Regions from separate parts of the Mus musculus genome. Here all the other regions are linked to region 3. The links are chromatin loops, found by intact Hi-C in ENCODE. Cell type or tissue: left cerebral cortex. All regions are shown on one strand. Region 1 has its middle 49 kb from the start of Gm34762. Region 2 overlaps Xylt1 (xylosyltransferase 1). Region 3 has its middle 32 kb from the start of Gm34822.

Region 1 (8,000 bases), 170 kb after region 3:
CTTTGATTTGACATTGCATTATTCTCTGGCTTCCTGTGTGTGTTTTGTAAGGTGGGAATGGGAGGAAATTCTGATCTCCACAGTTGGTGCTTGGGAATTCCCAGTTGGAGCATGTCCTGGAAAGTGGTGATGCAGCTTATCCCCTGGGGATCCCAAGCAGCACAGCCCAGTGGGATTTTGGCTTCCTGATTGTGCATCATGGAGGTTTTAGGAGCCCAAGAACCTTCAGGCTTTTTGCCCTATAGTACAGAACCAGGCTGGCTATTCTTTTCCAAATTTTGACATGTATATAATCTGCTCAACAATCTGGTTAAACCACAGACTCTGATTCAGCATACCCAAGGTGTAACCTCGTACTCTGTATTTCTAGCATGTTCCCAGACACTGCTGATGATACAGACTTCTCAGGGCTAAGATGTAGTGTGAGACCCTCAAGGGTCAATGTGTTGAAAGCTCAGTCTCTAGAGTGGCAATATTGGGAAGTGATAGGCCTGACTGGAAGGGACTAGGATCATTCTCTTGTGAACTGGGCTGTGGAAGGTAAGTTGTTCCTGTCTCCTTTCATGGTTGGTCTCTCATGAGCTTCCATTCCCATCCTGCTGTCTTTCATTAGGTCCTTGCTAGAGCTGAGTGAATTCTGGTGTCATGCTCTGTGTTCCTGGAATTGTCAGCTTTCCTTGCAAGCAGATCCACATATTTTGTTATGGTAACAGGAACACATTAATTCAGGGTCCATGGACTACATGTTGGGTGCCAGGGATGCTGTACATGCTGTCCTTTAGAATCCTCTTCTGCCTTGATGTCTTCTCACTTGTCCCTAGCAAATGGAGTACAATTATGCTGTACGCCTAGAAAACCTGCAGAACCCTATAGTATTTTTCCTCACCTTAGATTCTTATAACCATAATACCTGTCCTTCTTGTCTGACTTTCTTCCATTAGACTAATGTCATTCTAAAGATTGCCATAGAATGAAAAAAGAAAGAAAGGAAGGAAGAAAGAAGGAAAGAGAGAAAGAAGGAAAGAAAGGAAGAAAACAAATTGTTCCAGGCTGGTTGACCATGTTAAGACCATAACGGTGCTCATCCTAAATGTAGCCATTGGAAAGGATTAATATAGTTCTTTTGGAACTGGGTTAGTTCCCAAGAGATCAGGTTACCATAAAGAATGTCACCCTGCCTCTGGTAGTTATTATGCTGCATATTAAAAATAGCTAAAACCTAGAAACGACCTGAATGTCCACTGGCAGACAAGAGGGTACCCACACTCTGGTATATCCATACAATGGAATACTTTGCCTTAAAGAGGAAGGAAAGTCTAACACCTGTAACAACATTAATGAACCTAGGGACATGTTATGTGGAATGATACAGGCAAATAGGAAATAGACGGTATTATTCTATTTACGTGATGGATAGAAGAGAGTCAGTTCATAGACACAGAAGGAAAAATAGTGGTTTTGGGGCCAAGGGCAAGGCAATACTGTATAGTTATGGCTAAAGAATTAAAAGCCTCAGGGTTTTTTTTTTTAAGATTTCATTTTATTTTTAACTGCACATATATGGGGGTAGTATGTGCATAGGTACTTGTGGAGTCTAGGAGAGTATCAAATTTCCCAGAGCTGGAGATGGAAGCAGTTGTGAGCTCCCAGGGTGGGTGCTGGGAACCAAATGCTGGTGCACTGTAAAAAAAATTCTGTAAAGAGCTTCTTCAGTTTTGTATGTAAACTGTTGTGGAGGTAGATAGCAGTTATAGTTACACATTGTAAATGTGTATAAAAGTATCACTGTAAATGTAGAGATGGTAAAAATTGTCAATTTCATTGAGTTTATTGTACCACAATAAGATTTGCAGAAAAACTAGCATTGTCCTTCTAGCCCTAGGTCAGCTCTTCGTAACCTTGTGTATCTAGCATGGATGCCCTGCAATAGAACGAACCGATACCTGGATGGATTCCCATATGTGGAAGACATAGAATTTTTATTAGATGTATTAGTTGCTGCTGTGACAAAATAACCTGAGGTGAGTCAGCTCTCTGGAGGAAATGCTCATGCTGGCTCACAGTAGCAGAGGCTTCATCCTATGGATGCCTTCACCCTATGGGCCCCAGCACTTTGGGACTAAACACTGTGAAAGAGAGAGCGTGATACAAAAGCTGCTCACCTTGTGATGGAAGAGATATGGCCAGTATCCCAACACACCATTGAGCTACCTCTCCCAGCCTGCCCCTACTGACTGACTAAGGTTTCCATCACCTCCAGGTAGTACCACTAGGCAGGGACCAAACCTTGCCTCTGTAAGCCATTGGGGGATGTTTCAGATCCAGAATATGGCCTTACCCCACAGACGAGCAAGGGTTGGGAGTCTCTTCTCTGTTTTCCGTAGTCTCATCTGTGGCCTCATTCCCATCTGTGCCCAGGACAGGTGTGCACAAGAAGTTGGTTCTTTCATATTAACTCAGTTTTGGCAAATGCTTATTCATATTCAAATGTCTCCGGGGTTGTTTGTCTCTTCTTTCTGGGACCCTTTCCCCTCCTCCTCCTGCCTTGATTTGGCTCAGAAATAAATTCAGGTGCTCCAAGGTGAAACATCACCTCTGTTTCCACGCCTACTCTTCTTCCAGTGCAGGGGTCTGGCAGCGAATGGCCGGAGACTCCCCTGATACTCTCTGGTCATTCTTCTGATGGCTGCCTCCAAATCATTCGTTATGGCCTTGAAAATCCCCTCACTCCACAATATTCTCATTGAAAGTCAGGTTTCTTCTGGCCTATCCAGTTTTTCAGGGATTGCAGGCATGGGAGGAAGGGCATCATGGGTATTTTCAACAGCACTGCTATGCCTGGGCTACACCAACCATCGTAATCTACATCAGGGCCAGTGAACTGCAACCCACACGCCAAGCCTTTTCTCCACTTAATTCTGCCGCTAAGGTGGAGTAGGAGCTGTGCCCATGGGCTTGCATATTCTTTGTACTAGAGCAGCAGAGTTACAGTTGTGCTTGAGACTACACAATTGTTAAGGCCCAAACGTTTGCAACCCTGCCCTTTTTGGTAGACTTTGCTGACCAGTGGCTTGGTGGTGGAGTGTAGGGCTGTGTGGGGCGTGGCCTGTGTGGCTATATGAGACATCTTGAGCTGCACTGGTCACCCTGCAGCCATGGCTACCTGAGCACTGCTATCCCACAGCCGCTTAAGGATACACTTTAAGGAAGCTGCCTCTTGGATTTTAGCTTTCTCTTGAACCATTTGGGTTCTTTCTTCAAAATTTCTCTCCTTTTTCCAGGTAGAAATTCTTGCTGTATCGTCTCTGTCTTATACTCTGTAGCATATTTGACGCTCAGACCCCCACTGCTTGCTTTAAGTTGTTTGCAGATTCCGAAGCATGCCCTTTTACTGTCAACAAAGTCTAAATTAGGACTCCTCCCACCCTCTAGTCTCCACCTCCTAATGGTTCAATAGCTTTCCAAAATAATGCCACCTGCTGGAGAGCAACGCTCAAAACATGAGCCTGTTGGTGATGACATTTTAAACTCAAACCATAGCAAGCTAAAAGGCACGGGTAGGTATGACATCATCCAGATGTGGCCAAGCTGCTATGAAATTCCAGGTGGCTCAGGTTACGCTAAAGGTCTCACCTTTCCTTCAGTTGACATTCCAATGCTCACTTGGTAATAGCCTCTTTTGCTCACCTCTACAGCAGCCGGTCCCACAACATATGTCTCTCTTTGAAATTCATCTCTCTTTAGACTCCTAATTTCCATTCTTGCTTCCCAGAGGCAGAGCCAGCAGGCGTCTCCACATGGTTTCTTGATTCTCCAGCTGGGATGTATAATGGATACTGGGAGGCCACTTCCATTCCGATTGCTTCTTTACCTTCTGTTGAGTTCCAGGCAGTCACCATGAGTGGACAAGCAGGACATTTCCCTGAGCACGTGGATACCAGCACCCCCTCACCCCCCCCCACACACACTGGAACCTGCTTGCCAGAGAGAGCAGGGTTTCTCTCTGTGGGTGGCACTGCCTATGCTGGGCTTGGCCCTAGAAGGCCAAACTTAAACATTGAACTGAACCATCTGAGTCTTCTCCAGGAAACAGGTTGAACAAATCTCTTTTCCATCTCTGGCCTCATGAATATTCATAAGTAAAACAACTCTAAGCTGGAGATAATGATTCATGCAGGAAGCACCATTTTGAACATTATTATCTGGGAGTGACAAATGAATTTCTAATTTAACATGTGTATTGCACAAATAGATCACAAGAAGTTGAAAGGCAGAAGCATCTTTGAGAGTCATGACACTGCTGTGTAACGTAGCATAAAGTGGCAGAGGATGGAGCACGCCTCCCACTGGTGGCTATGCACAGAAACTTCCTTCAAAGCAGAAGAGAAATGAAAGAGAATGACATTTCAAACAGTGCTTGAGTTCACAAAAGAAGCCAATTATAATGACCGGGATTAAAAGAACAATAGCAAAAACAAAGAGCCAGTCGGTAGCAAAAGCAACATCATTGGATTGAGTTATTACTGTAGGATGAACAGAATCCTCCTTTTCTGCCCCTCTGACAGCAGAAATGGAGTGGAGGCCAGTTGGGTTCACTGACTGTTCAATAAGAATCAGAGGGCAATCACTGCAAGGCAGGATTGAGGAGGGGGTGGTGGAATTGATTTGAGCTGCATTTCAAGTTCAGTTTCACGTGGAAATGTTAATTTATAGCGTAGTAATGTGATAGCTACACTGCTAGACTGTGAACCAGAATTGGCCACTTCCACCCATCCAATAAGACAGTCAGAGCGGCTACTCTCCAGGACCTGTAGCTTCTCGAAAACCAGGACTGACTGACTTCTCAAAGTTCTAGATACCTACCACCACTGTTCCCACCACAGCCCATTTTCCTTCCAAATGCTGGAGTAAAGTGACCTTTCATTTCCTCCGCATAACGAGCCTGTGTTGGCTTGCTTTATCTCAACTTGACACATTCTGGACTCATCTGAGAGGATGGAGAGAATTCCTCCATAAAACTGGACTGTAGGCAAGCCTGTAGAACATTTCCTTAATTAGTGATGGGTGTGGGAGAGCTCAGCTCATTGTAGGTGGTGCCAGCCCCAGCCTGGTGGTCTTATAAGAAAGCGGGCTAAACAAGCCAGTTAGCATCACCCCTCCATAGCCTCTGCACCTGTTCCTGGTACCAGGTTTCTGCCCAGTTTGAGTTACTGCCTTGGCGTCCCTAATGGACTGTGTGTGATTCAGGATATGTAAGCTAAATAAGCTCTTTCCTCTCCAAGTTGCTTTTGGTCATGGTGTTTCATCACAGCAATAGGAGCCCTAAGACAGAGCATTCGTCCAAAGCTCACAAAGCTCACACACTCTTACAGAACATGAACACCTATACCTTGATGCTCTATTCTCTCCTGCCACTTTCCCTCTTCCTCCCCTCCCTGTTGGGGGTAATATTTCTCTACATTGTATAAAGGTATATCTCTGGATTTTCAATTATTAATCTGGTACTTGCAGAGAGCTAAGTGCTGGCAGGATTTTGGTATTGTCATTATTATGGCCCACCTCGGGGTTTTGTATTTTGTGAATATTCATCCTTCCTCACATGCCTAAAGGCAGTATAGAGATGTATCAGAGGTTGTCTTACTACTGATTGCTTGTAATAAAGCTCTGATGGTTAATTGCTGGTGCAGGAAGTAAGAGCGTGGAACTTCCAGTAGAGGGAAGATAAAAACAGAAATGGGAGAATTGAGAGGGACATGGAAGGAACAGATGTGAATTACACCAGAGCAGAGAGGTATAGAGCTAGCCATGGGGTGGATCATAGGCCAGATAGTCAGGTTAAGTTAGATAAGCTAGATGAGAGACTGCAGAAGCAAAAGGCCTAAGCTTTAAACTATATTAGAAGCCTCTGTGTCTTAGTTATACTGCTGGTAGGTCTGAGAAAGTCCCACTATATCTACACTCTTCTTCCTGGTTCTTTCTCAACTCTACTTCAGCTAACGCAGATGTCCATTCATTCCTTATGATTGTTACTCTTCCTTGTCTACTTGATTGGATTTACAATCACTAAGGAGACTGGTGAAACATGCCTTTGGTCTCTCAGGTCATTTCAATGAATTCTCATTGAATGGAGAGGGTCCATACTTAATGTGGGCAGCACCATCCCATATGCTTGGAATGTAGGTGAATTAGAAGGGAGTAAAGGAGATTCTACCATCTCAGCACCCTTTTCTCTGATTCCTGGTACCCATGAAATAAGCAGCTTCCTTCTTCCACACATTGCCACTATTGTGATATTCTGACCAAGTGTATGGGACCAAGCAACTATGAACAGATTCATTAAACCACAATCAAAGATAAATTCTCCTCATTTAAGTTGTCTGTGCCAGGTACTTTGGTCACAGCAAGAAAAAGCAAACTAACACAGTTGTTATTTCCTCCAAGATAACCACCCCCCATCTTGAAGAAAAGCTCTTTAAGACACATGATGTTCCAAGGCCATGTAGGGAAACTAGATAAACTCAGGAAATAAACAACAGAAATGTTTCAGGAAATTCCTGAAACTGATCAGATACACTAGGTCTCTTTCTTCCTAAACTTACATAAGCTGAAAAGACTGCTCAGAGATACTCTTAGATAAGCTGAACTGCCTGGAAAGAAGCTCAGACCCAGAAGGAGGCACCCTGAAGAAACAGAGACCAACCTCCAACCTACCTGAAAAGGCGCTCTCTCTCTCTCTCTCTCTCTCTCTCTCTCTCTCTCTCTCTCTCTCTCTCACACACACACACACACACACACACACACACACACACACACACACTTTCTCTCCCTCTCTTGTTTTTAGAGATAGGGTTTCTCTGTATAGCCCTGGCTGTCCTGGAACTCATGCTGTAGACCAGGCTGGCCTCGAACTCAGAAATCTACCTGCCTCTGCCTCCCAAGTGCTGGGATTAAAGGCATGTAGCAGTACTGCCCAGCTGAAAGGCATTCTTTAACTTATTGATTTGCCTGCAGGTTGTGTAGTATGCTTCACAGTTTTCATGTTGGGGTAGGACTTGGTGATGCAGCTGCTTTTGAGTCATTTCTGCTCTTATAAGTTATCCTTCAACTATACTCCTGTAAGTAACTTCAATAAATCTCAGTGGTTCACCAAGCTGAACTTTAGTGATCTTCTTACTTCTGTTCTCAGTTTCCTACTTGGGGTGAGCAGGTGTTTGTTTATGTCTACAAATAGTCCTATAACAGACACCCTTTGACTTAGGCTGAGGGCTTGCCTTGCTAAGTCCCTATACACTAAAAAATATAAATTAAATAAAGCAACACACATAACTTTTCAAGTATTCTTGCTTAGCAATGCACTGCATGGTTAGAAGATAGTTGTTGACCTTATAATTGCTTGGCTGACAAGGAGCCAAGGCTGGATTTCAGTTCTAAAGGGTATTTCCACTGAATATGTATCATTTTATGTTATCAAAAGCTGGAAACTTATAAATAGAAGGAAGCACTGTAAGCTGAGGACCATCTGCAATGTGCCTGTGAATGTTTGCCTGGGAAAGTACAAGGTGTATGACAACACGTGTCCTTTATCTTATTAGAGTTTTACACCTGATGATATGTCAGTATACCTTCTTACCAGTGTGGTTAAATGGCTGCCAGAAGCAGCAATGGAGAGGAAGGAGTCGTTTTGGCTGTTGCTTGGCCTAAAGCCAACAATCATGGCAGGAATGTGTAGCAAAGAAGGTTTCCACCTCATGGGAAGACAAGAATCAGAAAAAAAAAGGGACCCAGGGGCCTTTCCATTCCCACTCTGTGTAGATGACTTGCCTACCTTTGTTAGGCTTCACCTTCCACAGTTTCTGCAAGTTAGCATCACGGTGAGGAACCAAGCCTTCAAGCCCATGGAAAAACATTGTATGTTCAAACCATAACAAACCACAGGCATGTGACTGTTTCTCTGAGGTTAATATATTATAGCCTAATGCAGGCAGAAGAAACGATGGGAA
Region 2 (8,000 bases), 310 kb after region 3:
CTCTCTGCCTTACTTTTAAACTCAAGGGCTCTCACTGAACATGGAGATCACAGATTCATTCAGCAAGGCTGGCCAATGAGCTTCAGGAATCCTCTTCTGTCCTCCTTCCTAGTGTTGCAGTGTGTGCTACTATGTCAGGCTTTTTGTTTGGATGCTGAGGAGCCAAACTCAGGTTCTCATACTTGAGTGGCAAGAGCTAAGCCATCTCCCCACACTCCTGGACATTTTTGATAACCTGTTGTTACATGTGTGTTATGGTCATACGAGTTGTCAACTGTGGTTTTGGTTAGCTGGTTAGCTGCATTCTCCTTTATTTAGTCCCAATTCAAACACAAGACACAGGTGCCATCACTATATCCAGGTTGCTTCTATGGCTATTCCATCTTATGCTCTTGGGTCTCTCTGATGGTGACAGAGGTGACAGAGGACATCAGATGACTTTGATGAACACAGATCCAGTCAACTGGCAGGATAAAAGGTAGTTATCATTTCTACACATGTTTGAGAGATTGAGTCACAGGACTGCATCCAGATGCTAGATTCCATAAGGAGAGAACAGAGTTTCTCGAAGCTACCATAGCGTGGATGCTCTAAACCAGCATGTCTTACATAGGGGCAGTTGAGTCCTTCCCATCCCACGGACATTTATGAAGTCTGGAGAAACTTGTAGGTATGAGAACTGAGGGAGTCAGACTTGCACACAGACCTAGAGGAACTGTCGGACTGTTGACTGCCGAGGCGTCATGGCTGCAACAGCAAGGGCTCAGCTGGTCAGCAAGTCAGGTGCTGAGGCTGAGATCCCATCGCAGAACCGTGCATCTCTTAATAAGTCATGGTGGGAAACGAGCAAAACTACAGGTTCCCGTGTTCCAGTCCTGACTGTTTTCAGAGCCCTCTCTAGTGACCAAGATGGCTGCTCTTCCTGTTGGTGAGTATCAGGAATACCAGGGGGTGGGCAGGAATGGCAGGCATTAGGAAAGCCAACAGCAAATGATGGTTAGGATGTGGATGAGAGAAGCTCTTCTACACTGTTGGTGGAAGTCAGAATAGAACCTCATCAAAACCCCTATGAATAGACCTACTAGATGATTCTGCTGTGCCTCTCCTGTGTGTTTATTGGCAGGACCTGCAACTCAACATATTGAAGAGATACTCATACATTAGTGTTTGTGACCACCCCATTTGCTATTGTAAAGTTCTAGAGCCAACCTGGAGCACCCAAAACAGAGTAGTGGATCAGGACACACAGTGAGGGTGGTGTCTGCAGAAAAGTGGATGCAACTGGAGAGAAGCCAGCCAAGCAAATTAAGTCATTCTTAGGATAGCAGGTACCTCATGTGTTCTGTCCAAATGTGTGTCTGTCTGTATAACACTATCCTAGTCCCGTACCTGCCTAGGTACAAAGGGGAATAGTGGGAGGGAAAGAGAGACAGAGAGGACTGGAGGAGGGCATTAGGGGGACTATGCTCAACATACAATATGTATTTGTATGAAAACTGAAAAAAAAAGAATACATTAAGGAAAAGAGAACACCAGTGCGAGTGGAATGAGGAGGTGATGGAAGTCTGCAGACAACTCTTCAACTGCTTCAGGGTCAGCATGAGGCAGCTGTGGCAGTTTACAAAAAAGGGCTGACATTTGTTAAGTGCCTCTCTCTGTCTCTCTCTAGCAAGCCTTGAATTGCAGGGAACATATTCTAAGACTAACCTGTCAGCCAGTGACAACTAAATTACTAACCTTGCCTCCCCCTCTGCCCCATATCCCTGTCAGGTACGCAGCCACGTTCTCAGAGAAAAGCTTCCTGGAGAAGTGTTCTCAGCCCCGGGAAGGTGACCTTTCTGCCAGAATAAACCACATGATCACACGTGCTTCGTGAAGACCCAAAACCTTGGGCTCAGTTGCAAATGTGCATGCTGGGAAGGAACACCATCTGACCAGAGCAGCCAAGCAGAGTTGTTGGGGTTCCTGCCGATTCTGCTCCTGCCTTTTCCTTGGCACATTTTATAACCTACTTCCCAGCATGCCTTGCAGTTGTGTCTGGCCAAGAGACTGTGCTTTTGCCAATAAAACAGAAGTGCCGGAGCTGGCATATCTTCTAGACTTGAATGCAGACACCTCCTGTGCACATGTCATGGTGTTTCCTCCCCGGCAGGATATAGAGAGAACACAGAAACAGGTGCCTCAAAAATGAGGGGTGCAGATGTGCTCTGCTTCATAGGACTTTCAGGACAGCTGGTGGGCTGGGTATGGCTCCCTTTCCTTAGGAACCCTTGGATTAAGAGAAGCTTAGTCTTACAAGTAGAGTGCCAAATTTCCAGAAGGAGCCCTGGATTAGACATACTGTCTGCCCTGCATGGTCTCATGTCATGGCCAGCGATTCTGATAAAACACACACACACACACACACACACACACACACACACACACACACACACATACAGAGAGAGAGAGAGAGAGAGAGAGAGAGAACAAATATGCATGTACAAACATATACATAGCACATACAACTAGCCCTCTCCATAGCCAACCAGCCAGCCATGGAAATACAGTGTCCACACTGAATATTAGGTTTTTCTTGTTATCCTTCCCTAAGCAATACAGCCTAATGATTACTTACATAGCATTAACATTATACTAGGTATCAAAAACAATCGAGAGATGTTTCTAAGTATACAGGAGGCTATGCATAGGTATAATGCAGATGTGACATCATTTTATATAAAGATCTTAAGCATCTTTGGTATCCACAGAGGCGTTGGCACAAATCCCTCGAGGATAACTGTGCATACAAATGTTCATGAACACACATACATATGTGCATATATGTCATATTAATATTAGCTTGAATGAGGACATATATACTTACATACATGTATACACACATGTCTATGTCTCTGAAATTCTCACTATCTTGTTAAGTGCCAATGACTTCTTGCCTTTTATCCATCATACGTCAGTAATTCCCGCCCCCCCCCCCCCCGCTTGTTCCTCTTTTGCAGGACCAGTTCCATCAATTGCAGGGTCCAACACATAAAAATGTGAGGGTCTTGCTAAAATTGTATTGGGAGTTGCAAGCATGCAGAAGTGGAGCCCTAGACTCGGCACAGGTCCCTCCTTGAGGGTGTCCTGTTGCTGCCTGGGGCACAAAGTATGCAAAGCTGGGCTGTTTGTCTGCAAGAACGAGTCAGCCAATCCAGAAAGTTTGCTGACAAACTTTGTGACAAGTCCAGAAACTTGCAACCTGTGTGCTGCCTGAAGGCTTCCAGGAATGGTTTTTTTTTTTTTACACATCACAAGAAGAGGCAGGAGAAAATAAGAAAGCCAATTTTCTTTTAGTATATTACTTGTCAGACAGCGAAATGGGATATAATTACGGTGTGACATTTCCAGCAGCAAATATGTTCCAGTGTAAGCAATTAACACCGGTTCTTTTGGCAGGCTTAAAAAGATTACTCAGAGACTGCGCTAAGTTACAGTGCCCTGTGAATAATGAACAATGTGATATCTTGGCTAAGTTGCTCACTATGACCAAAGTTCAAACTCTCCTGATGAAAATGGATTAGGCGCTCTTAACCCTCTGCTGACTTCACCTAGCTTAGGCTGATTTAGAGTATGAGTTCTTGGGGGGTTTATCTAAATTACTTATTTACTTTGCTCCTAGGAATAGCTGCAAAAGAAAACAAAGCTTTCTGCATGCATTCATTTCAGCTGTTGGAGATCTACATGAGGCCTTGGGTTCAGCGGCAAGCTCTTGGAGACAGGCAGATTGGGAACGCGGCTTGCACAGAGACCAATCTTAGGTTAGGATGGGATGTTTTAATGATGTGATCCAAGACTTAGAATCCTGTATGGTAAATTGAGTGCTGGTAGTGGCTTGCCTGGTCTTGCATAAACACAGGGATGCAAACTCCTGGTTGTATATGAGTAGTGTCTGATGCTTAGTAATTGGAACCAAAGAAAACCCCAGCAACAGGTCTGAGTGACTCACACCACAAGGGAAAGTTCTAGGTCATGGTTACTTGCAGAGGCTGGGGCCAAGTTTCCTTTCCTTGGTCCCATGGCACGAAAGGGTAGATGTTTCTCCACTGGTGATGAACTGGTCAGTGCCTGTGTGATGTCTGCCAGTACTTCTGGAATCTGCCCACTAGAAGCCGGCAGTACCCTCCCCTCAGTTGTGACAATCTGAAAAAGGCCTCCAGATGCAGGTCTCTTTTCAGGGACAACAGTTTAGATATGTCTGGTTCTATTTCCATATAGCCTGAAGCAGAAGACTTCCTTCTTAAAGCCTTAGTATTTTAGCCTTTAGAATGGAAAGAAGCCATGCCTACCATGTAGATCTCTGGGAAGAAGTTGAATGGTGCCTTTGGAGAGGTGAACTCTGACGTCTGGCAGAAGCCAAGCATTCTGCATGACTTCAGTGCCATTTATCCCTTACTGAATACAAGCAGTAGCTCAGAGTGGAGCTGTGACAGGCACCAGGCAGGCAAAGATAGATAATCCTGTCCCCGTTCCTGCAACGGTAGCTTGAAAAACTAATCAGGAGGCAGGTAACAGGACCAAAAGCCTCTGTACGTCATGACACTGCACCCTAGATGGGCCTAGATGAAGGAAAATAGGGGCTTAGAGGGAAAAGACTTTCTTATAACTGTACACAGTGATGACACTTAAATGAAGTAGGGGCTTACCAGGCATGACCATGTGAGAAGAAACAATCCAGGTAGAGAGAACCACATTCTAGAAGGGTTGTGGGTGTCAGTCAGGCCTATCCAGGGTTCAGGGATGTTTGGATAGAGTTCTCTGGCAGAGGTGGGGAGATGCAAGACAAAAGAGGTAGACAAAGGCAGGTGGCACAGGATGCTGAAATGCCGAATAGCTCTCATCTTTCCTGCCAACCCTACTAACTCAGAAAAGCTCTGTCCAGATCCTGCTCAGCTGGAAAGAGTGCAGGGATTGATTCGCAATGTCTTCCTGGGCCTGGGAAGGGCTATGAGGCCCACGTAACATTGTACTAGCTGGGTTTATAGCCGAAGAATTGTCAGCAGGGAAGTAACGTGAGCAGAAGCATTTAAAGAGCTCGCTCTGGATCCAGTGCTTTCATTCCGAAAAAATTGGAGATGGAGACAGGAGTAGTTTGAGAGTGACCACAGCATTGTGAACAAGAGACGGGAGCGTTCTACAGAACATATGGAGCAGAAGAGATGGGGAGAAAAGACATTTCCGAGCTGGGCTTGAGAGTGACCTTGTGGATCTGAGGCAGAAGGAATTAGACAAAAGCCGTTTATCGTCTGATTTGGGTAACTTGGAGGATGGGTATGCTATTCACCAAGGAGAAAAGTTCAAGATAATGTAAAAATAATGTTAATGTTTTATTTCTATTTTCTTGTGTGTGTGTGTGTGTGTGTGTGTGTGTACATGTGAAAACTAGTGCTCATGGAGGGCAAGGGCATTTATTTCCTGAAGTTACAGACTAGTGCTCATGGAGGGCAAGGGCATTTATTTCCTGAAGTTACAGTTGGGTGTGAGACATTCAGCGGGCTCTTAACCACTGAGCCATCTCTCCAGCCTACATGGTAGGTTTTTGTGGGACCTCAAGGGAGAAACATCTGTTAATTGTTTAACATTTGGATAAGGACCCTAGACTGTGAAGGGGACCAGAGATGGGGGTGTGAGTAGACATGGTTGTGGTGGCTGTCACCATAGTCTGACATGCTCTACCACATTTCTGCTCACCACAACCCTCCAAGAGCCTACCTGGAAACGAGAAAGGCAGCTCCTTGCAGAGGAGTCTCCCTTCATCTTGAGCTATTTCTGACTGACAGGATTAGTGAAGGACAGCAGAGGACTGTCATCACTCAATAATCCCCTGAACTTCTTTATAGTCAACACAGCATTCCTATGATCCCTGTAATCCAATTAGGCAATATGGGAAGCGGTATCTTAATTCTTGACTTCATTGTGACTTGCCTGGTTGCAGGCAGACCTTGTTTAATAAGATGTCACCTCCAACACTGGATGGTGCATACCAAATAAGCTCAGGAACTCCTGGAGGCTGTGGGTAAGGGAGGGGGAGGTGCTTGCTGTCACGAGAAAGACTTCCTATCTTTAATAGCCAATAGGTGACTTAGAACCCTAATGTCCTCATAACTGAGGCTTCTGATAGGAGGAAACTTCATCTCCCCCTTCTCCCCATCCAATCTCCTCGTAGCTTGTGAATGCTGTATGCCCTGTCTTCCTGCTGACTGAATGTATCTGTTCATAGAAAGGCCCATAGGTTTTAAATGGTGGCAAGTTATTGAGTGGCTGCCTCTCACCTGGCTCAGCTGCAAGGACTCCATATATGGCTACATTTCACTCCCACAAATCACTGGTATAAATATATTATATATTCAATGGAAGATTGAGGACACCATGACTTAGAGAAAGCCAGCTCATGTTGGCTGTTCCCTAAGCACCTTAGACTTGTTTGCTGCAGGGTCCTTGCAGGGGCCAAGAGTGTGGGCTATCGAGATTATGCTCACTATTGAGCGACAATGGTGAAATGCTGCTAATGATAGAGGTGGTGATGGGAGGTGGTTAAAGAAATGGCATAGTGCGGATATGGGGGGGGGGGATAGTGATGCCTATGGAGTTGTTAGCAGTGGAGGCGGTGGTGTAGGGTTAGCATGGAATTGGTGGTAGCAATGAAGGTAATGAATGTCTCATGGTGATGTGGGTGATGGTGTTTGTTAAGGTGGAAGTGGTCACACTGGTGTGAGAGTGATGTGGTAATTGTGAGAGGAACAGAAGTGGTGCTGGAGGTTGTCTGGTGATGGCTGTAGTGTTAATGATGGTATTGCTGGGAGTGGGGCTGTTGGGTGGTGATGGTCCTGGAGCTGGGAACAATGCACTAGCTGTGTTGAGTGGTAATGATGGTCGTTGTGCAATGATAACCATGGTAGTGATTGATGATGGTGTCGGTGACTGTCCCACGTCTTCTCTCTTGACTTGGTGAAATTAGAGCCACAGCTAGAGTTAAGCTCATGGACTTTCCCTGACTGCCTCCTTGGGATAGACTTCCTCTTTTCAACATTTGCAGCATACAGATTCAGGTAACGCCTCTCCCGTAACACCATCTGCCACATTACCTCTTCTGCTTTACAGGATCAATCCTCCCTCACCTGGCACATACAAAGAGTAGCAATTTAATAAAGGCACGTTGATACAGAATGGAAACGGGGACTTTCCAACTTGCTTCTCCCCAGCTGCAAGGGGAAATGAGAACAGAGACAACTCAGCTGGGCTCCTGCCTGGCTGCCCACGGCTGGCCCTCAAAGTAACACACGCCCAGATCCAAAGGCTCAGGAATGGGGTGGAAGGTTCCACTGGAAAACTAAAGCCAACTCCCCTACGGGGAGACGGTGAGGAATCTGTTAACTGAAGTTAGGAAACTGGCAGGGACACCCACTGTAGCAGAGAGAGTGAGCCGTCTCTGCAGATGATGAGGTAGGAAGAATGTGGGGCACCCAGCACAGACAGTGGCCTCTAGACACACCCTGATCTAAACCAGAGCTCTCAGCTGGCCGCTCAGGCAGCCTTGCTTACAGACAGGCGTTCAGACTTCATACTGCCTGCCTTACTTGTTTTCAATTAATATGGTTGTCAGGTCAATCAAGAAATTGCAGTTAAAAATTCAGATTTATTACTGGAAAAAACAAAAACAAACAAACAAACAAACAAACAAAACCCCAACAACCTTCCTGGAAACATGTGCAAACCTCCCCACTACGTTTACAGCAAGTCAGCTTGGCGGTTTTGAAGGGAGCCATTCAGCCAGACTGACTCTCATTTGCCTAACTCAGGCATGTGCCTTGCAACCTTGACCCCTAAGATTGTCTTGTGACCCTAGTTATGAACACCTCTAGCATATGAAACTGTCAGCTTCATGCAGGTGAAAGGCCTGCCCTCACGAGGTGTAATAACACGGGCTTCAGAGCCTGACTTTGCCTTTGGCTGGCTGGGAG
Region 3 (8,000 bases):
AGTACACGATCCATGCCTACTCTTCATCCCTTTCTTTTTTCTACCTAGCTGTCCAGAATGCTGATGCTGGCCATCTTGAACAAAGAGCATGATGGGCATATCTTGAAAGGTATCAAAAATGAGCTGAGTGGAGACAGAATTCTTAATCACAAGAAAGGACATTTTCGCCCATGTCACGGGGGGGGGGGGGGGTTGACCATGAAGGAAACAAGCTGAAGGTAAATGAAGGGAAAGATCCTGAATTCTTGATAACATCTTGCCTCAGAGTCTGCTACCTCACACCTCTTGAGACACAAGATGAGACATTCCTCCCCTGTATTAATCTGCCTTATTGGGCATTTTATTACATAAAAGCGGTCACGGGTGGGAGGTGAATGACCACAAGTCACACAGCATCCAGGCTGGGCTTCTTGTTTTTAAAACATGGAGTGGGAATCTCTCCTGATCTTTTCAGCCTCCTTGAACATCAAGAACAAGCATACAGCTATCTCTGTAAATTACCCCTCCATATGTAAAGAGCCCAGCATGGAATCTGACACATTTAAGCAGTCAGTAAAAGGTAGCTATTTTTCTTTTTCTTATTAGCATAATGCCTCAATAAATGTTAGTTTCCAATCCTATCTCCTGAGTATCTTCCCCTTTGCCGCTGAGTTCCTAAGGACCCTCACATTTATCTCCCTTCTCCCTATTAAACCTGGCTCTCGAAAAGGCTGTCAACTCGATTTCAATGAGGTGTCAGTGATAGATAAGGCTTAATGTATGACCTCATTCCCCAAACACTATCAGCTTGCCAGGGAGATTTACATTTAATAGGGGATTAAAGCCTTAAGCCAAAGGAATGAATCTTTAATGGTGAAATTTGAGGCACTGAAAAGCTTATGAAAAACTAGTATGGGAGGCAGTTGGGGTTCTAGGGGTTTCTCCATAGTGATCTTGGTTTTTTTCTGAGAGCTTTAAGACACCCAAAGGTTCTCTCAGGTTTAAAAATGTGTTGTGCAGTAATTCACGATTAGCAATTAACGAACAGCAGATTCTTGGTGGGGCTCTGAGGAGCTGAACAGGAACTACAGACAAAAGGGGGATGGCCTTAGCTTCATGTGGGGCTGCCTGCCCATTGAAGAACCAAGGCTAAGCAAATGGATGGAGCTCACAGGAGTCTGGTACCCGGTAGAGCAAAATTGTTTTGATTCAGCCATACTTGGCTAATTCTTTTATTGACAGTTTTGGTTTTGAGGTGGGAGAGAGCTGTATCAGCTTATTTACCCCCTTCCTTCCCAACATTCCTAACTCCAGCCCCATTTCTGCTCCTGAGTCTTTCACCTCACCTTCGTCCTCAACTCAATCCTTGTCTTCACCTTTCTAAATGCCTCTTTGGCCACGTTTCCCAAATTCTGGAAGATGGACATGGTGTGCATTTGTATCTTTGGGCATCCAAGTCTTGATGACTCCAGGGGGTTGTGGTCTGAGCTTCTGCTTTTTCCAGCTCATCACCTCCTCTTGGATGCCCACTGAGAGCATCAAACATCTGAGCCACCTCTCTGCCAATCAGTGGCTTAGATATGCTCCCATCTGCTGCTACCTTGCTCTTCCCCTGGAGACTGAGTCACAGGTGCTCTTTCAGAGTGTGGCCATGAAGAGAGAAGAGGTGGACCCAGGAAGCAGACAGCTTCACAAGGCCCAGTCCTGACCCCTTCACAGAAGTGACCTCAGTTTCACTGTGTTTACGCAGAACCTGCTACTGTCACTGCAGCTTCTGAGGAGCTGCCCAGTCCCTGGGAGAGCATGGGAGAGCATGGGAGAGCATGGGAGAGCGTGGGAGAGCATGGGAGAGCGTGGAAGAGCATGGGAGAGCATGGGAGAGCATGGGAGAGCATGGGAGAGCATGGGAGAGCATGGGAGAGCATGGGAGAGCGTGGAAGAGCATGGGAGAGCATGGGAGAGCATGGGAGAGCATGGGAGAGCATGGGAGAGCATGGGAGAGCATGGGAGAGGAAGCCCCCTCTGCCTTTCAAACTATTTTAACTTATCCTATGGTTCAGGGTGACTTTTGAAGTGTATTGTAGTAGTTTAAGGCTCACCACACTCTACCTTCCTGGTTTTGTGGTTAGTAAACTCTTTAAATTATGCCAAGCTGGGTGTCTTTCTTTATCTCCGAGATGGCTACTGACAGAAGAATAACATTGACAATTCAATTCGGATTTCCAGCACAACAGTGGCCCTGTGCAGTCTCTATCACAACCCACAGAGCACCCCGGGACTTGGTCTTATGCAATGATCTTCTTGTATCCAAGATGATAGACCTCAACACTTCCGGTGGTTGCCAGAAACCATATATAGAACCAGATGCTATCCATGCAATGCCTTTTTCCCCTGTGTGAACATACTTATAATAACCTCTGACTCGAGAACTGGATCCATCTAAGACCAACAGCAATCATGTACTACAGACCTTAGAGACATTGGCACGCAACCTATTTTCCCTTTGTTCTTATAAAATATATATTATTTTTTCACTTAAAAGAAATATTTTATGGCTTCTCCTTGGGACGCCTGAGAGGACAACACCTATACTTTGACACAATTAGAAGTAAATAAGGATGATTTGGGCAACTTGAGCAAAAGTGCTGTCATACCGTGACAGTTGGTTTCATAATTCAAATGGCCACTCTGTGAGTGGGCAGGTAGCATACAGCGTGGATATCCTGGACCGATGGGAGAGCCACAGCCAGGAGAGATGGAGCTTGGCAGTTTGAGATTTTACCATGAGAATGTTTTACAGCTTAAAACGTTGTTGTTTTAGAAATTTCCACTTAAAATGTTCAAAACAAAACTGACCACAGGGAAACTAAATCCCAGAAAGAAAAGTCACTAAGGAGCAGGGCAGGGTGGGAGGAAGGGGCAGGAAGAAGGGGCTGCAGAACAGATTTTTGCCCTCAGCATCCACCAGTCGCCACCTTTCTAAGATGCTCTAGCTGATGGACAAAAGTTCCTCTGCATGGGCCATGTTTTACTTCTATTGACTTTAGTGGTTTTGTGTGTGTCCTAACATGTCATCCACTTCTCTGTCCTCTTACTTACCCAGCCATTACCACATAAGTACTGTGGTGATACAAAGCCGAATACAATAGTGGATTTTTTTTTTTTGTCACAGTCTTATGAGAGAACAGGCATGGTGTCAGTTTAATTTGGATCATAGCAATGGATACCCCACGGGGTCATTGTGAAGATGAAATGGGTAACACACCCAGACTTCTTGGCACAGTACACCACACCATAACAATAGTCAATCAATTGTTATTTTAATTATATTGCAGTAGATAACTTATAACATATCTTGGACAGGGATCAAACAGGACAATAGCATAGCTTTGTGGCTTCATTTCATACCAGGGGAAGAACTCTCTCGAGTGAGTAGACATTACAGGGGTCTGTAAGTTGGAGCTGCATAAGCATGCAGTGTTTAATTCTTAATGGTCTGGCTGTTGCTCTTGCCCTCAGATAACACTTCTTCCTTCTTCCCCCACCCCCCTGCTGCTATGAAGTTCTATTTTGACCTGCTTCTACTCTCATTAAAAAGTTAACACAAAGGAGTAGCCTACTGATTTTTTTCTATGTTCTTTTTTTTTTTAAATCAAATGAGAAAAGTACAAAACTCAGAATGTCTGTCAGGTGAAGTAAACCACACGGAATACCACTTTCAGCGTTTTGGAGAGCATTTCTTAGGGTATTCCATCATGAATCTCCCTGAAGCTGTGTCTTGCATTTTAGCTTTAAGTAACCGGGTTTATACACCCAATCAGTCCCTCCACAGAAGCACGGAGAAAGCAGATGCGTGGATGCGCGCTGGTTCGGTTGTGTGACCACCAGGTGGTGCTGTTTCTGAATTTATCAACTTCCTGTTCTTGGTGCTTCCCTGAAGAAATAAAGGGGTCCGAACTGCAATCCCCGCCCTATCCCCAGTTCAGGACCTGGGCCTCTCCCGTTCCTCTTGTCTAGGGCTGAAGGTGGATTGGCTTTGTCTTTAATTATAACCTCGGAAGGCGACAGAATCATGCCTGTTTTCTATTGTGGAAGACTGCCTCTGCTCTTAGAGAGTCAGGAGGGGTCTGACTGGTTGCTCCCCATATCCCTACCCTAGAGCTAGATGTGGAGATCTTTGCAGAAGGGGAGAGAGTCCCCCAACCTAAAGTTGTGTGCATATAAGACACAGAATACCTGGTACATCTCAGTGAAGAATAATGTACTTTGAGAGAAAATTAGGAGGGGAAAAATGTATGTTTTAAGAGAGATAAGATGGAAGAAATGCAAAATTTAACTTTAGCTTCAGTAATTGCTGACCGACTTTGTCTTAGCTGGCTGACCCCTCTGGGATTCACTGACCTATGTATTGGGAGTCAGCTTCTGGCTAGTTGGCATGCAAGATTATTTCCTGTTTTCGTTTCCTTGGGTGTGTGGAGGGGACCAGCTGTATGGTCAAACCGTGCCTAGCAATGAGTTCTGATGCACACTGTAGAGGCCTTGGAGATCATGAGTCCAGCACGCTCTGAGCAGGATATAGTCTGGGCCTCTTACCGAGCCACCTGCTTGCCTGCCAGGGCTATTGCAGGCTGTACCCATCCAGCCCATGCATCATTATTAGAGTCCCTTCATTGTGCTAATTGACACAGGATGAAAAATATCCAGCGAAGGAAACATCCAATGTGATTGCATGCATCCAGAGCAGGCTGGCAAATGGGAGAAACCCCTGTAAGCGCCAAGCGAGATTGACAGTGGGCCCAGGGATGTCTTGTAGGGTGAATGTTTCCTGATCCCAAGAGCCTGTTCAGACTGGAGATTGAGCAGAGAGGACAGTGAGGGAGAGAGGCTTGGTGGGGTCCTGTCTGAAGGGGCGGATCCCTGAAGAAACAGGAGAGAGCAAGTGGAGATGGAGAGGAGAGAAAAGGGGACTGATTTGTCACCTCCAAGCAACAGTGAAGATTGTCCCAGCCCACACCTTGCAGTCAGCTGAGTATCTTCTCAATCTGGTGTGATGGTTAGAGGAGACCATGGAAACCTGGGTCCACAGCTGTTCTTGGCTACTGAGGAACAGATTGTTCCCCAGGGGGGCATGCGGCAATGTAGGAAGACGCTTTTGGTTGTCATGGACCGTTTACTGGTGATACTGGTGGCATTGTTCCTCGATGGGGCATCAGGCAGTGGGCACAATAACTGACACTCTGAGTTATTTAGTTAAACCATGTTATTAAGTTGAAGTAGTACATTGTTGGCAACATGGCTCTGATTTGTTTTTTTCCTTTCCCACTAACTTGGCTATTGCAATGTCACTTTGAAGAACCTGTTATCAAGGTGAGGGCTCGATTCTGCATTTGCTACTTTTGCTGTGCTGTTAGCAAAGTGCCTGGAAGAAGTAACTTCACGGAGGGAAGACGTGCTTTGGCTCCTTTTCTTTCTGCAGGCTCAGTCCACCATGGTGGGGAAAGGATGGAGAACTCTCAGGTCATGTGACAGCAGTGGGGGCATGTGGTGGAGACTATTCACATCATGGTGGGCCAGGAAGTGGAAAGCAAGACAGGAATCAGAAACCCTCCCTCAGTGACCTTCCACGAGCTAGGCCCATCTGCCTAAAAATTCCAAGCCTCTCCAAATAGTGCCACCTTTTGGCGGGGACAAGTGTCCAAAACACCATCTAGTGGGAGAACTTCCAGATTTAAACCGTAACAGCTTCCAACCACTTAGCAGAGAATTAGGACTAAGTTTTTGTTGTTGTTGTTGTTGTTTTGTTTTTTACTTGCTTTGTACAAGAGAATATTCTAGAAATGGAATTTCTGAGCCTAGACTTTAGGCATTTCTCACAGTTCTATTTCCTTTCGAGTCCCATTTTGTGGTATGGACAGGCTCTGGAACCATCTGCTGAAGAAGGAGATACTGTATGGACAGTGGCCAGAGGCTCTAACCCTATGGCTACTCCAATCCTTGGAAATACAAGTAAGAGCCCAGATCCACAGCCATAGACAGTGGACTCACCTTGAGATACAAAGCGCCCAGTTCACCCACAGACTGCTGGTCAACAGTTGGTTCTCAATATTTTAGTCTATTAAGTTTAAGAGCGTTTGTTATGATGCAATAGCTACTAGCTATGTCATACAGACTGGAAAAGAAGACCCAGTGATAACTTCTGCAGGGAGTGGGAATTTCTCAAAATTTACTTCTTCTTCTTCTTCTTTTTTTTTTTTAATAAGTGGCATTTTATTACATCAAAGAACTTCAAATAGCTCAAGATGTCACTGCATCCTTGGATGCCCAGGTAACCGAGCTGGGCAAGATTCATTTGGAGAGAAGTCTGCTTAAGGTCAATTTTATCCATTTGTATCATGACAAGCCACAGAAAGGAAATCCATCTTAAACAATAGCCATGGGTCATTTATCAGGAGGAGGCTGGGAGGCAGAGGAAAGAATTGATTCTCAGAGGTGTCCAGATTAGGGCCCTTCCAGGGACTTGCACAGCAAGGATTTGTGGTTCTCCTTCCAGAATGCTGCTCAAGGCAACGTTAATTCCTACCCACTTGGCTAGAGGTTCTAATACCAGGATGGGGAAATCTGATTGGCTTCCTTGTGCCATCTCTGGTGACAGAGGTATCATTTGATTGGCAGCCCCACTAACTCTACATGGAGTGAGAAATTGTAGGGAGAAGAAACAAAGAGCACCTCTGCTTTCCTGGAGACTGGAAGAAGGAAAGGATGCATCCTGGGGGTGGGGTGGGGGGTGGGGTTGATGCACCGTGTGGACATCATGTATCTTATTGTAGTTAGGTTGCAATATACAAAACCTTAGACAGGAATCAAAAGCCAAACAACAGATCTGTTGGCTGCTGTCTAATCTTCCATCCCCTCCCTCTCTTCTCCTCCCCCTCCTTGTCGGAATGGCATAGGCACAAACTGTTGCGGGAGGGAAGGTGAGATAAGATTTCACTCTTCAAGAACTCTGTAAGGATATTATTATAGCTTGGATCTCAGATGTTCTCCTAAGACCTCTGCATGAAAGACTTGAACCCTGGAGTGGTGCTGTAGGGTGGGAGCCAGAGAGAGCCCCCCAAAGCCTCCCAGTCTCAGTGATGAACAAATCATCTATTTTCCATCTGCAAATTAGGAAGGCTGAACAAAACCAGTGATTTCACTCTTCTCTCTTTTTGTCCCTCCTTAATCTTCTTGAATCCTTCAATTAAAATCTTAGACTGAGGCTCAGCATGCACAAGAGATAAATGCGGGGCCTTTTTTTGTAGAAGTGTTTGCATGTGTTCGAGGGGAAGGGGAGGGACAGAAGCCCAGAGCATATATTGATCCCCTTTGTCCACTTGGTGAAGACAGATCATTCTGGCTTCTCACTCTACACACAGACGTCGTTGTTATGAAGCTTCTTTCAGGAGTGAAGGCCACGACATAATTGAGGTGGCAATCGTATAGAGATGGCAGGTGCTGGATCAAGCTCTTGGGCTCATGCCTGGCAGACAACTTAGCATTTGTCCCAAAGATGAGAGCATTCCTTGGGGAGGAAACAGTGGAGAGGTTTAGAGCCTGATACACAGAGGAGCCACCTCAGGCTCGAGTCCCCTGAGTTTTGCCATGTGGCAGCTGGAGAATTTCTTTAAGTTTCTATGCCTTGACTTCTCTATCTGTAAAATGGATGAATAACAGCACCCACTTCTCAGAGGCACCAAGAGCATCCGCGTTTAATCACGAATCTGAGATGTTCGAGAATGTGAGCTGCCTGGCGGAGTGCCCAGGATGCTCAGAGTGTTAAAGAAGTGTTAACTTGAGTCTTATTAATATTCTCATTGTCACTAGGAAGCTGAGAGCTGGGATCAGAACTGTGAAGCCCTTGCTCTTTTCTCTCACCAGAGATGAATAAGAAGAAGGCACTTCCCCTACTCTGGTGTGTTGCCCCCTGCTTTCTCTTCTGAAAGGCTAGGGATGGCGGTTCCCTTTCTCTTCATCCTAGAGGG

The links. Hi-C counts contacts between places; a loop is a spot of excess contacts. Peaks named below come from ENCODE experiments on the same cell type or tissue, not always from the same donor. Only the 100,000 strongest peaks of a DNase experiment are listed, where the experiment ranks them.
Region 1: a loop joins it to region 3, with 2.2 times the contacts of the local background. A loop is called at or near these places in 3 of 42 quality-filtered maps.
Region 2: a loop joins it to region 3, with 3 times the contacts of the local background. A loop is called at or near these places in 2 of 42 quality-filtered maps.

Annotation. Positions count from the first base shown.
Region 1 is chr7:117,705,882-117,713,881 of GRCm38, reverse strand. No RefSeq gene overlaps it. Among named protein-coding and RNA genes, the nearest start is that of Gm34762, 49 kb to the left of the region's middle. In left cerebral cortex, CTCF peaks have their summits at 3,478 (motif pointing left) and 4,327 (motif pointing left); DNase peaks (open chromatin) are centred at 3,768, 4,123 and 4,258; H3K27ac peaks cover 712 bases.
Region 2 is chr7:117,567,360-117,575,359 of GRCm38, reverse strand. All of the region lies in intron 3 of Xylt1 (xylosyltransferase 1), which reads right to left. Among named protein-coding and RNA genes, the nearest start is that of Gm34762, 190 kb to the left of the region's middle. In left cerebral cortex, no CTCF peak of the experiment used is centred here; DNase peaks (open chromatin) are centred at 2,032 and 3,373.
Region 3 is chr7:117,878,878-117,886,877 of GRCm38, reverse strand. No RefSeq gene overlaps it. Among named protein-coding and RNA genes, the nearest start is that of Gm34822, 32 kb to the right of the region's middle. In left cerebral cortex, a CTCF peak has its summit at 3,857 (motif pointing right); DNase peaks (open chromatin) are centred at 3,870 and 7,759.